2 separate regions of the Homo sapiens genome follow, and region 1 is linked to region 2. Evidence: read pairs that join two places in POLR2A ChIA-PET (ENCODE). Cell type or tissue: MCF 10A. All regions are shown on one strand. Links, peaks and the distances in the headings refer to the core of each region. The heading gives the core; the rest is flanking DNA.

Region 1 (5,388 bases), core at 135-5,134, 140 kb after region 2:
GCAGCCTTTATTCTCATAAGAAGATTTTTTTCCCCCCATGGAAAAACTATAAAGGCCAATTCTGTTCCAAACTTCAAGTTTCCTTCACAAATGTCTACACAATTCTGGGCCTTAACTAATGCTATTAAAAGAAGCCCCTGGGCTTGAAGCTATATGGAAGGGGGGAAAAAGACTAAGGCAAACTTAACTCTAATGCCTGTCTTTAAAAGATCTATTGACAGAAGCAGTGGGGAGAGTTTGAACTAATGTTAACTTAAAGAAAAAGGCTGGTGAGATTCAATTGTGGATGTGAATGCTTGCTTGAGTTTGATCTTGACGGGGCTTAAGATAAGGGAGATAAAAACCTAAGCCTACTTACATATTAAAAAATGCAGTTGCACTAAATTCACTACATACCACTGTTCTCAATTTGATTTATGCCCATCATCAGTGAAGATGCTGAAGGACACCCCTGTCTAATATGGGAAGAAGCCACAGCAGAGGGCACTTGCTCTGCTTTGCTGATGCTAACGTGAAAAACCATTTCCTGACAATGCACGATACTCGTTCTTTCACATTAACTCTTCAAACGTAACAAAGAATAAAAACGGAATTTTTCTTTGGTCCTGTTCTGAGGTATAAATATAACAAGCAGTTAATCAAAGAGATCCAAGAGGTGAAAAGCAGCCTTTAGTCTGTAAGAAATTATTCCACCAACAGATAAGAAGTGATCTTTAAGTAATCAGGAAAAATATCATATTTTGTAAACAGACTGACCTTAGTAACACTTTTAAGGATCTTCAGGTGCACTTTAAATCCAGAAAGCTAAGCAGACACTTTCCCAAAATGTTTGGGTTGTTTTGTGGTCATCAGGACACATACCATGTATCCCAAAGGAGAAAATTATGTCCTCTGAGGGGAAAAACCTTTTCTAGTAATCCTTTGAACCCACCAAGACTGCTTTTCATACCAATTAGTTCATAAAATGTGTTAGAGATACTTTTCATGCAGTTTTAAATGTTTTTATTAACATTTTCTCAAGTTGGTGAAAATGTGGTAGATGTAGCTTGGATTTTTTTTTCCAGGCAAGTTAGTCATGATGACTGAGATCCTGAAAACTATAAAATAATCTATTGTAGACCTACTGAGCTCAATGAAAACAAGTAGCACAGCACATAGTCCTTACCCTTGAGGAGTTTACATTCCACTATGAGAATTGGGCCACAGAATGAAAAGATTTGGTAAAAATTCAAGGTATCAGGGAGAAAGAGATTATAAAGAAAAAAGACAGCATCTAGGATTCCACCTATTTAACATGACCTATTTCTAGCAGTTTCCAAAATCATTTAGTTAAGAGAACATCAGCATTTGCCAATAGCAAATATACTTAGAGGTCCCAAGAAATAAAAGTTTTCATGGAAATCTCAAAGGCAATAAAAAGGAAAGGCAGGATTTATTTAATTTCTTTTCTGCAAACTGCCTCATTTCCTAAAGGAGGAAATGCCAGGCAAACAGTAACTTAAATGGTTGTATTAAACACTCACCCAAGGATGCCATTAATGATAACTGTCCAGAACTTGTTTAAGCTAAATGTCTAGTTCTCCAAATGCATCGGCAGGGTACAAAATGGGTTGTTGTAAATGGATGTTTTCTAGTTTTCTGCTTTTCCTACAGTGTTCTCACAGAAACAACCATTTCCATCATCATTATCATACTCTTTTTAAGTGAGAAAAGTTACATCCAGTAGAGGAACTATCCCCAATCCAGTAACTGGGACCATCACGGCAATCACATAACAAGTTTAGGAAACGGCTTAAGGAAATGAGCTAATAACATGACTGCACACAAGCAGATTATCTCTGATTGCTACAAAGAATGCTATTAGGGGGCACCATGTTTCCAAGTGATCATTTTTCCAGCCTGTTACAGAAAGGTTAATCTGCCGTCCTATTCATAAAATCAATTTAGAATCTTGCCAAATGCAAAAGAATTACATGAAAAAAATCCATCATCAGGAACTATGCCGACATTTCTTTCAATTGTCTTAGACAAGACTAATTCAGATATTTTCCTGACCATAAATTTACCCATGGAAATAAAGGCTGTATACATGACTTTATCAATTACCACTGCTTATCCAGCATGTTGGAGCAGACTCATGTGAGAGGAAAACACAATGGCTGTTTATAAAGGTTCTTATAAAGCTGCTAACACCCAAATTATTTACTACATGAGAATGAGGGAACACATCAGAGAAGCTTGCCATACTGTTATTTAACTGCAAAAATACTAAGCCTCCTCCCTTTAGAATCTCAGAACAACTGCTGAAGTTGTACAATACTAAGGTGTGATGAAATCCCTTCTCTAATCCACATTCTGACAGTCAAATTGTTGCACATATAAACCCCTCCACCCCATGAAGGTTAGCATTCCAGGGTTATTTCCAGTCCCAAAACATGGAAATCTGTTTCAACTTGCCCACCTATCTCAGCTTTAGTCAGAGAATTTTGCCTAAATCTTAAGTATCTATATTTCACTCTTAGTTTAGAAAGATCTAGTGGCCAACTACACCAGTTTTTCGCCCTTGCCTTGCAGCAGATCAGATTGTGAAATGTAAATCAGAATACCTTTCACCTGCAAAATGACTAACATAATTGCCAACACAAATTTCCTCAGGCCCTGAGGGGGTTTTCAGAGGCACTTTGGCCACCTGGTCACTCTGAAACAAGTCAATTGTGAACATAAAACTCAAATCTTGCTTGGGAACGTAGCCTGGGAAAAGGGGAAATTTGCCATTCCCAGATGAAGTCAGTTTCTCGGTTGGGCTGTTTTGTCTGTGAATAGCATTTCATAGTTTCTGTGAAATCTAAATTTCAGATATTACTGTAGGCTAAAACAAAAAGGAAGAGCTGTGTGCCCTTTCAGACACAGAAAACCCAGTGAAGGTTCAGCAATAAGGGTTAAGATGCAAAAGGCAGGCCGAAACGGGAAATTTAAGGATACCCCACTCCAGATGGATTACATCCAAGGCCCACTTATCTGAAATGGAATTAGACCAAATGTCAAGAGGAAAGAATGGCCAGGCTTACCCCTTCGTGTTTTGGGAAGAGCTAGTCTGAATGTTTTGCTGACATTTGAAGTATAAAAGGGTCTTATTGTAAACTCTGGACCCCCAGAAGGCCTGCTTCTAGAGAACTGTGAAAGGAGAGATTAGTTGGGGGAGCCTCACCATCGGATTCCACCCTTCAATCACGTTAGACACAGAGCTTTAGCCACTTCTTTGCTTAAAGTCATGCATGTGGTCAAAAGTTTAATTATATCACCGGCTGCATCAGCAAGCATATTGTCTGCCATCCACAGGAGGGATAAACCTTTTTTGGAGCGCGGGGGTTCAGACATTGCTGTGGAAGACTTCCTGAAATCTTAGGTTATGCCTGACAGTTGGCATTTTTTTCCTTAACTGATCAAAGAACATAGCCTGGGTCCTGATAAGATTATAAAAGATTTCTCTCGAATTCTCAACTTTTGGTGAGGCCTCTACTCTCTCGCCAAACAGCTGAGTTTTTAATGGATTGTGTCTCAAGACAATCAAATTGGCACCTTTGACATAACTGACTGGTTCTTTGCCAGCCAGTCATTCCTCCATTCAATCAACAAGAATTTATTAAATGCTTAGGTGCTGAGAAGATGCAAAAGTGTGCCTCTCCTAGAGAAGTCTGCAATCTAAGCAAAGCACCACGTAATTAAACTAGCTATGAGTCAATCCAACTGGTTATGCATGTATACCAGGCCAAAATCCATGAAGTCTGAGGTAACTACAAATTTCATTTTGGAAATTGAGAAATGTTGATGATAATCAGTTTTGGGTTGTGGATTTCAGGGGTGGTTTCGGGCAAGGAGTAACTGCCCTGGACACCAACCCAGAGAGTCCCAAGAGGGGGCCACACGAGGCCAAAACCAGTTCCCAGTTCTAATCAGTAGAGGAAAAAAAGTGAGAAATTTCTAGACCTTTTAAATACATAACTTTCAGTTTGAATCTGAGTGTTCTAAAAATTGTAATATATGTAAAAGAATACCAGAAAAAATAAATGATAAATGGCCTACCTCAGACTTATCAGGCAAGAGGCACCCTTATAAGCATCCACTGTTCAGAGCATCTGTCCAATTAATACTGATGGTGACAGACTTTTGTTCTCCCCAAACACACACACTCATACCCATGTACATTTGCCAAGCAGAATTCTTTTTGCAGTAAAAAGGACATGATGGCAACATGATTCGCAAAAGGAAATGACACTGCTGTCTGAAATTAAAAGGGAGCCTGCGATGATATGGGGCTGGCTTCTACGCTGGACATGGTAGGCCCAGTGCCTAAGACCCCAGCAGTGTTTTAATTTCTTTTAAAATAAATAAAATCCAGCCTTGATCACATTTGTATTTACACCAACACAGTCATAAGACAAAATTTTAATTTTTTTAATGGAGGAAAGGACCCATAAAGACAAAAGTGCATAAATGGTGTCCACATGAAGCACACTGTGGCCCTGATCAACTCTGCCACTTCCTGCTTGCCCACTGCATGCCTTGAACTCTACATACCCTCTCTACTCTTCCCAACAACCCTGGAAGTTAAGCATTAACACTGTCCTTATTTTATACAGAAGGACATTATAGTGCAAAAAGCTTTGGTAATCATGATGCAGAAGAAAGACCATAGATTTTGGACACAAACACAGCTGGATTAGAATTCCGGCTCATCCATTAACCAACTGTGTGACATGGAGCCAGGTTCAACTTTCCAGAGCTAAGAGAATGAAGTAAAATATATACAAAGAGCTAGTACAGAATAAGCAAAAAATAGTGGCCATTACTGTAATCATTACTACTGTTTGAACGGCTAGTGGCTGAACCAGCATTCTAACTCAGGTCTGCTGCTGAAGTCTTTTCTTTATCCACAGTGTTTCTCTTTAGAACTGCATGACAGACAAGAGGCTCCAAGAAACATATAGTTGTGTGACCCAGTCTTAAAAAGAAAAAAGAAAAAAAAAAGACCACCCTTGAATAAAATCATTCCATACCAGAATAATAATAATAATAAAAGCCACAGTTAATAGTATTATAGTCCTTTTCTCTCTCTCTGTCTGAATAATAGAAATGAGCAACATGACTTGATAATTTCAGTTCAAAAAAAGCACAGGGTGAATTCATCATTTAGTTGAAATGTTTTCATCCACCAAAGAGGCTGCACCCCAAATTCACTTCCAGCAGAACTTCAATATGCCCCACCTTGCTGCACGAGTGGCACTTCTGACCTTTGCATCCTTCAGAGATTTCACTTTTTAGCCAAAAGATCTCTTTCTAGTTCTTTGCAATATTTTAACTATATAACAAAGAGACAGATGTTTAATC
Region 2 (5,388 bases), core at 283-5,282:
CCACTGTTACCATCATCAGGATATACCAAAGCATATTAAAATAAGTAAATAAAATATTAATTTTAAAATAATAGCAGTAAGAACATACAACAGAGATAAAAATAATATGTATATTTCCCCTTTTAAAAATCCAAAAGGAAAATCATATAGAAATGTTAAATTCTGTCCTTAAATGTCAAATGATCCATAGCAACTCCACTTGACCCTTGCTCTTGAAAAGCAGCATGCTGATTTACACAAGAGAAATAAGGACAAATTCTCAGAATATTCACTTTTCAGCTAGAGGATCCCAAACTACATAACCATTTTTTTAAAAACCGAAAACACTTGGAAGTATTTATATATTTGCAATGACCACGAGTTTACTTTTTCTTCATTACTAGCAGACAATGATTTGTCAAGATGCAAGGAAAGCCTGTGTTGCTTTTAAAAGATTTTTGAACATCAAGCTAACATCACTGCCAAAGTACAGAGAAAAGACACTGCAAAGTTCAGATAAAAGGGTGCTGGGATATGAAGCATCAGCACTCAGAGTAGCCTGACAGTTTTGGATAAGAGCCAGACAAGAACAGCAGAAGGCAATGCCCAGATGCACTTTATATTATTATATTATTATTATAGATTTTAAAGAGATTCAAGGGGGAAGTTTTTTCTTTCCCTAAGTGTCACTCATTTTAGCTTCCACTAGCATTTGGCACTGCTCAAAGTGAAAGTAAAAATTAAAACTGCCATTGTCTGGACCCATTCTGTTACTCCTTTATTCTGTAATTCCTTTATTCCACAACTGAAAAAAAAATGTCAGTTTCTTCATGCCTAGAAGTTTGCTCTCCTTTCCTAACTCTTACCCCTGTTAATGTTGCTAAATTTTTACTAAAGCAAACTGTGAGGCTGAAGACCCATTCTACTTTGTGTTGACCAGCTATCCCTTCTGATGACATTTTATTTTGCATGGAGTGTTAAGTGAATTACGGTGGTACCTATTTCAAACATGCGATTGCCCCAGCAATTATTATTTCTTTCTTTCTTTTTTTTTTTTTTTTTTTTTGAGATGGAGTTTCACTCTGTTACCAGGCTGGAGTGCAGTGGTGTGATCTCGGCTCACTGCAACCTCCGCCTCCTTAATTCAAGCAATTCCCCTGCCTCAGCCTCCCAAGTAGCAGGGATACAGGCATGCGCCACCACACCCAGTTGATTTTTGTATTTTTAGTAGAGACAGGGTTTCACCATGTTGGCCAGAATGGTCTCAATCTCCTGACCTCGTGATCTGCCCAGCTCGGCCTCCCGAAGTGCTGGGATTACAGGCGTGAGCCACCGCGCCCGGCCACAATTAGTATTTCTACCCTTTTAGCAGCCATACGACGAAGAAAAGATGATGATTCACTACAGAATCAATTTACACTTTTGTTTCAGATCTTAAATTCATATAGTTTAGTAATGTACATTTCAAAGGGTGGACAATATAAATATAAAAACAATGACAAACTGGAATTCATAAAAGGCAGCTATATAACGTACTCAAGTATAATCCAAAGAAAAGTTTAGGATCACATATGCTAATCCTATTAGGTTGGTGCAAAAGTAATTGCGGTTTTTGCCTTAATATATCAAATCATGTTCTCTGGGTATAAAGTAGAATGGAACCATTCTTTTCTGGCCATACTGTGAAGGAGCACATAAGTATGGCTAATATTAGAGTGCTTATTATGTTACATTCATTATCTCAACTTAATCTCTATTACGATGCCACGGAATAGCCACTATTATTACTACACCCATTTAAAGATGAGGAAATTGAGATTAAGAAGTCAAGCAACGTGCCCAATATTACACAACTAGTAAAGAAAAGGGGGAGGCAGAATTCAAACCCACTCTGACCTCAGAACCAAAGCTCTTCACTTTTCCATTTTGTGAGAGATTAAATTGCTAGAGCCAAGTCCTTAGGTCAGCACTATATTCCTCCAGAGGGACCCATTTTCATTCTTGATGAGGTTTCAGTTCTCTCCTTCATTCACGGATGCAACAAATATTTGCTGCATCCAGGATCTGCTATGGGCTTTACATATGTTATCATATGAAATCCTCGAAACAACCCTATTTTGTAGTTTTAATTAGTTTCACTTTACCAATGAGTCGAGGACATTCAGAGAGGGCATTGTCCAACTTTTTATAGCTAATAAATAGCAGAGTTAGGATCTGAACTCAAGTCTTACATGGTTCTGAAGCATATTCTTGTCCTCCTAACCACAATGGTTCCAAAGCTTCACCAGCTGTAGTAACGACCCTCTTAAGAGTTGGGTTACCTTTATATTTACACTGGTCTTCTAGCAGAGCATTGCAACAAGGTGTCCCAGCCCTACTGTCTCCTCCATGAGGTTTGTCCCAAACTCCTAAACTGGAAAGCTGAGGGGTGTGTCAACATTTAGAATAAGCCTCAGATTGCAGGGTTAGCTCCTGACTCATCCTTTCACAGAATAACATGTTGTTAGGCTCAGCAGCCATTCACATAAAGGAATCTTTTTTCCATCAGGAAGCAGCTTTCATGAGCTCTAGCTCATATTAAAAGAGGAAACTGACATCTAGGAAGACTGATTCTGCATGCCAATATTTACAAATGCCATGGGTAACACAGCCATTGCTTTAACATATTTGTAAATTTCTTGGAAAATTTCTTGTAAATGTCTTCTCTTTATGTCTTATCCTTAATTCCATCCATTGTATCAGCAGTTCTATACCTCTATCTGAGATCACCACATAATTTTAACTATAAGAATTTCTGGCTGTACACCAAGCCAGCAATAATTACAATACAATCTCTACTAAATTATCACAGTGCTTCACAATCTAAAAGCATGCTCAGTTACCATACTTAGAAAAGCAATTGTGTTTGAGTCAAACAATTACGGCCCTGCCTGTTTTCACAGTGTAAAAGTCTCAAGAGTCAAGAAACATCTCATATGCATAAAAAGATGGTCACTGCTCCCCAGAAGGCTGCATGGCCACTTAGGTCAATGTTCTGTGCAACATAAATAGTTGACCCTTGAGCAACACGGGTTTGAACTGCATGGATCCACTTACACGTGGACTTGCTTCTACCTGTGCCACCCCTGAGACAGCAAGACCAATCCCTCCTCATCCTCAGTCTACTCAATGTGAAGACAAGGATGAAGACCTTTAGGATTATCAACTTCCACTTAAAAAGAGTAAATATATTTTCTCTTCCTTATGATTTTATTAATAACATTTTCTTTTCTTGAGCTTACTTGATTATAAGAATATAGTATATATGTTTAACATAGAAAATATGCATTGACTGTTTATGTTAATGGCAAGGCTTCCAAGCAATTGTAGGCTATTAGTAGCTAAGGTTTTCAGGAGTCAAAAGTTATACCTGGATTTTCAACTACATGCAGGGCCAGTGACCTTAACCTCCCACATTGTTCAAGGATAAACTTCATATTATATGTACTCTATTATGGCAAGAATACATTGTACACATTTATGAAAATTTGGTGGTAGACTGGTTCAGAATCAATGTCATATATATTATAAAAGGGTAATTTTAGTTAATTTAGGAAAATAAAATTCAGCATGGCAACTAGTCCTTTGCAATCATCTCAAATACCAAAAATGAATTATGTACTTTATGGTAGTTCTTGATAAACCAGAGGCCACCTGGAGCATTGGATAAAAAGCACGTATCTAGGGCTATTGACAGCAAAAGTAACAACTGAAGCTGGGATTAGAGCTGAAAAAGTGTGCTTCTGGAAAGTGTGTTTGTTTCTCAGTGTTTACCTGATGACATTCCATTATATGCTGAATAAATTTTAATTTTCAATTTAAAGCCACTGTTAATATCTCTCCCTTGCTGAGCATGGTGGCTGATGCCTGTAATCCTAGGACTTTGGGAAGCTGAAGTGGGAGGATCACTTGAGCCCAGGAGTTTGAGCCAGCCTGGGCAATATAGTGAGACTCCATCTCTATAAAACATTTTTTTAAAAAAATTAGCCAGGCATAGTAGTGTGTGCCTGTAGTCCCAGCTACTCAGAAGGCTGAGGCAGGAGGATCACTTGAGCCTCAGAGGCAGAGGTTGTAGTGAACCGAGATTGTGCCACTGCACTCCAGCCTGGGCAACAGAGCAAGACCCTGTCTCAAAAAAAAAAAAAAAAATTGCTCCCTGTACTGAACCTATCTGCAAGAAGTAAGTCATGACTTGAGTCTCAGAATTCAGATGAAATAAAGACAAGAGAAGTGAGGTAACAGTTGACAACTAACTTTTCATTTAGATCTCACCAGTGTGCCCTCAACTTTCTACTGAGGAAGCAAAGCATTGTTTGATGACATTAGGTAGCCTAAGCTGTAAGAGCTTTGTCCTCCTAAGTATTTCATTTTCAAACTTGGGTGGCTGAAAAAGGTACATCTACTACTTGAATAGTCTAGGTCCTTTACTAGTCTCAAGTGTAAGTTCTCAACGTACTCTGACCCTGTCTCTTGGTTCCTCTTTACTAAGGTAAGTAGATACCACCTCGCTTTTCTTCCTTATGATTTTCATGGTGCCGACCTGACTTCCTCCTGGACCCCACACTCCTGTGTTGTGGATATTGACAGCTGGGGAGGCCACATTGAAAGGACACTCAGGCAGTGCCCTGGGCTTCAGGCTGCAGAGGAGCAGCACCATAATCCTCCTTCTCTGAGTTCATCTTTAGCCACTTTGCCCTGCAGTCTTCCTCCTTTCATTCCATCCTCATTTGCTAAAGCCAAAATGCATTTCATTTTAGTAGCTGGAAAAGGAAGGGTATGGTGCATATTTAAAATGTTCTAAATTGGCCTTTAGCATATGTTGCTGGCACAGCAGAGAACCTGCTTCCAGGGAAATATGTATGGAGGTATTTTATCAAGAAGCTCCTGAGTGAAGTTTCTTCACTCCATAAATATAGAAACAGCATTACTGAAAGGAGACAGTGTTATTAGAGGTTAGGAAGCTGTGAGATACTTTCATCCCCCTTCACATTATGTTTTAAAGAATTCAATAATGAAAATGTTATTTCTCATGAACTGGATAGTTGATTATTACATTTTAAATATATTTTAATCTGTCAAAGAGGTGATTGTTTTAATATTCCTACTTGAACAGAAATCCAATGTCACTTCTTTAATTACAAGGCAACCTAATGTATTACATTCTGAAATTGAAATGTAAAAGAAGGATATGATTTATGGTCAAAGATTAAGCAAATTTATCAGCTTAGGGTTCCTCCAAAATTTTAAACTAATTCTAGAGTGAATATATCTTGGGAGCACTGTCTTCAAATTCTACTATTACTGATTTAAAGGCTAATTTCAGAACAAGATGTCTGTTTTTAACTAGTATAATTTTTCATTTGTCCCAAA

Evidence for each region. ChIA-PET counts read pairs that join two places held together with the same protein. Peaks named below come from ENCODE experiments on the same cell type or tissue, not always from the same donor. Only the 100,000 strongest peaks of a DNase experiment are listed, where the experiment ranks them.
Region 1: POLR2A ChIA-PET joins it to region 2 with 6 read pairs; 4 of 35 experiments call an interaction of 5 or more read pairs at or near these places.

The regions. Positions count from the first base shown.
Region 1 is chr5:107,574,526-107,579,913 of GRCh38, forward strand. The region is part of intron 1 of EFNA5 (ephrin A5); the gene reads right to left. Among named protein-coding and RNA genes, the nearest start is that of EFNA5, 94 kb to the right of the region's middle. RefSeq lists an enhancer at 1-786. In MCF 10A, for the core only: no CTCF peak of the experiment used is centred there; DNase peaks (open chromatin) are centred at 2,666 and 3,766.
Region 2 is chr5:107,429,751-107,435,138 of GRCh38, forward strand. The region is part of intron 1 of EFNA5 (ephrin A5); the gene reads right to left. Among named protein-coding and RNA genes, the nearest start is that of EFNA5, 240 kb to the right of the region's middle. In MCF 10A, for the core only: no CTCF peak of the experiment used is centred there; a DNase peak (open chromatin) is centred at 2,441.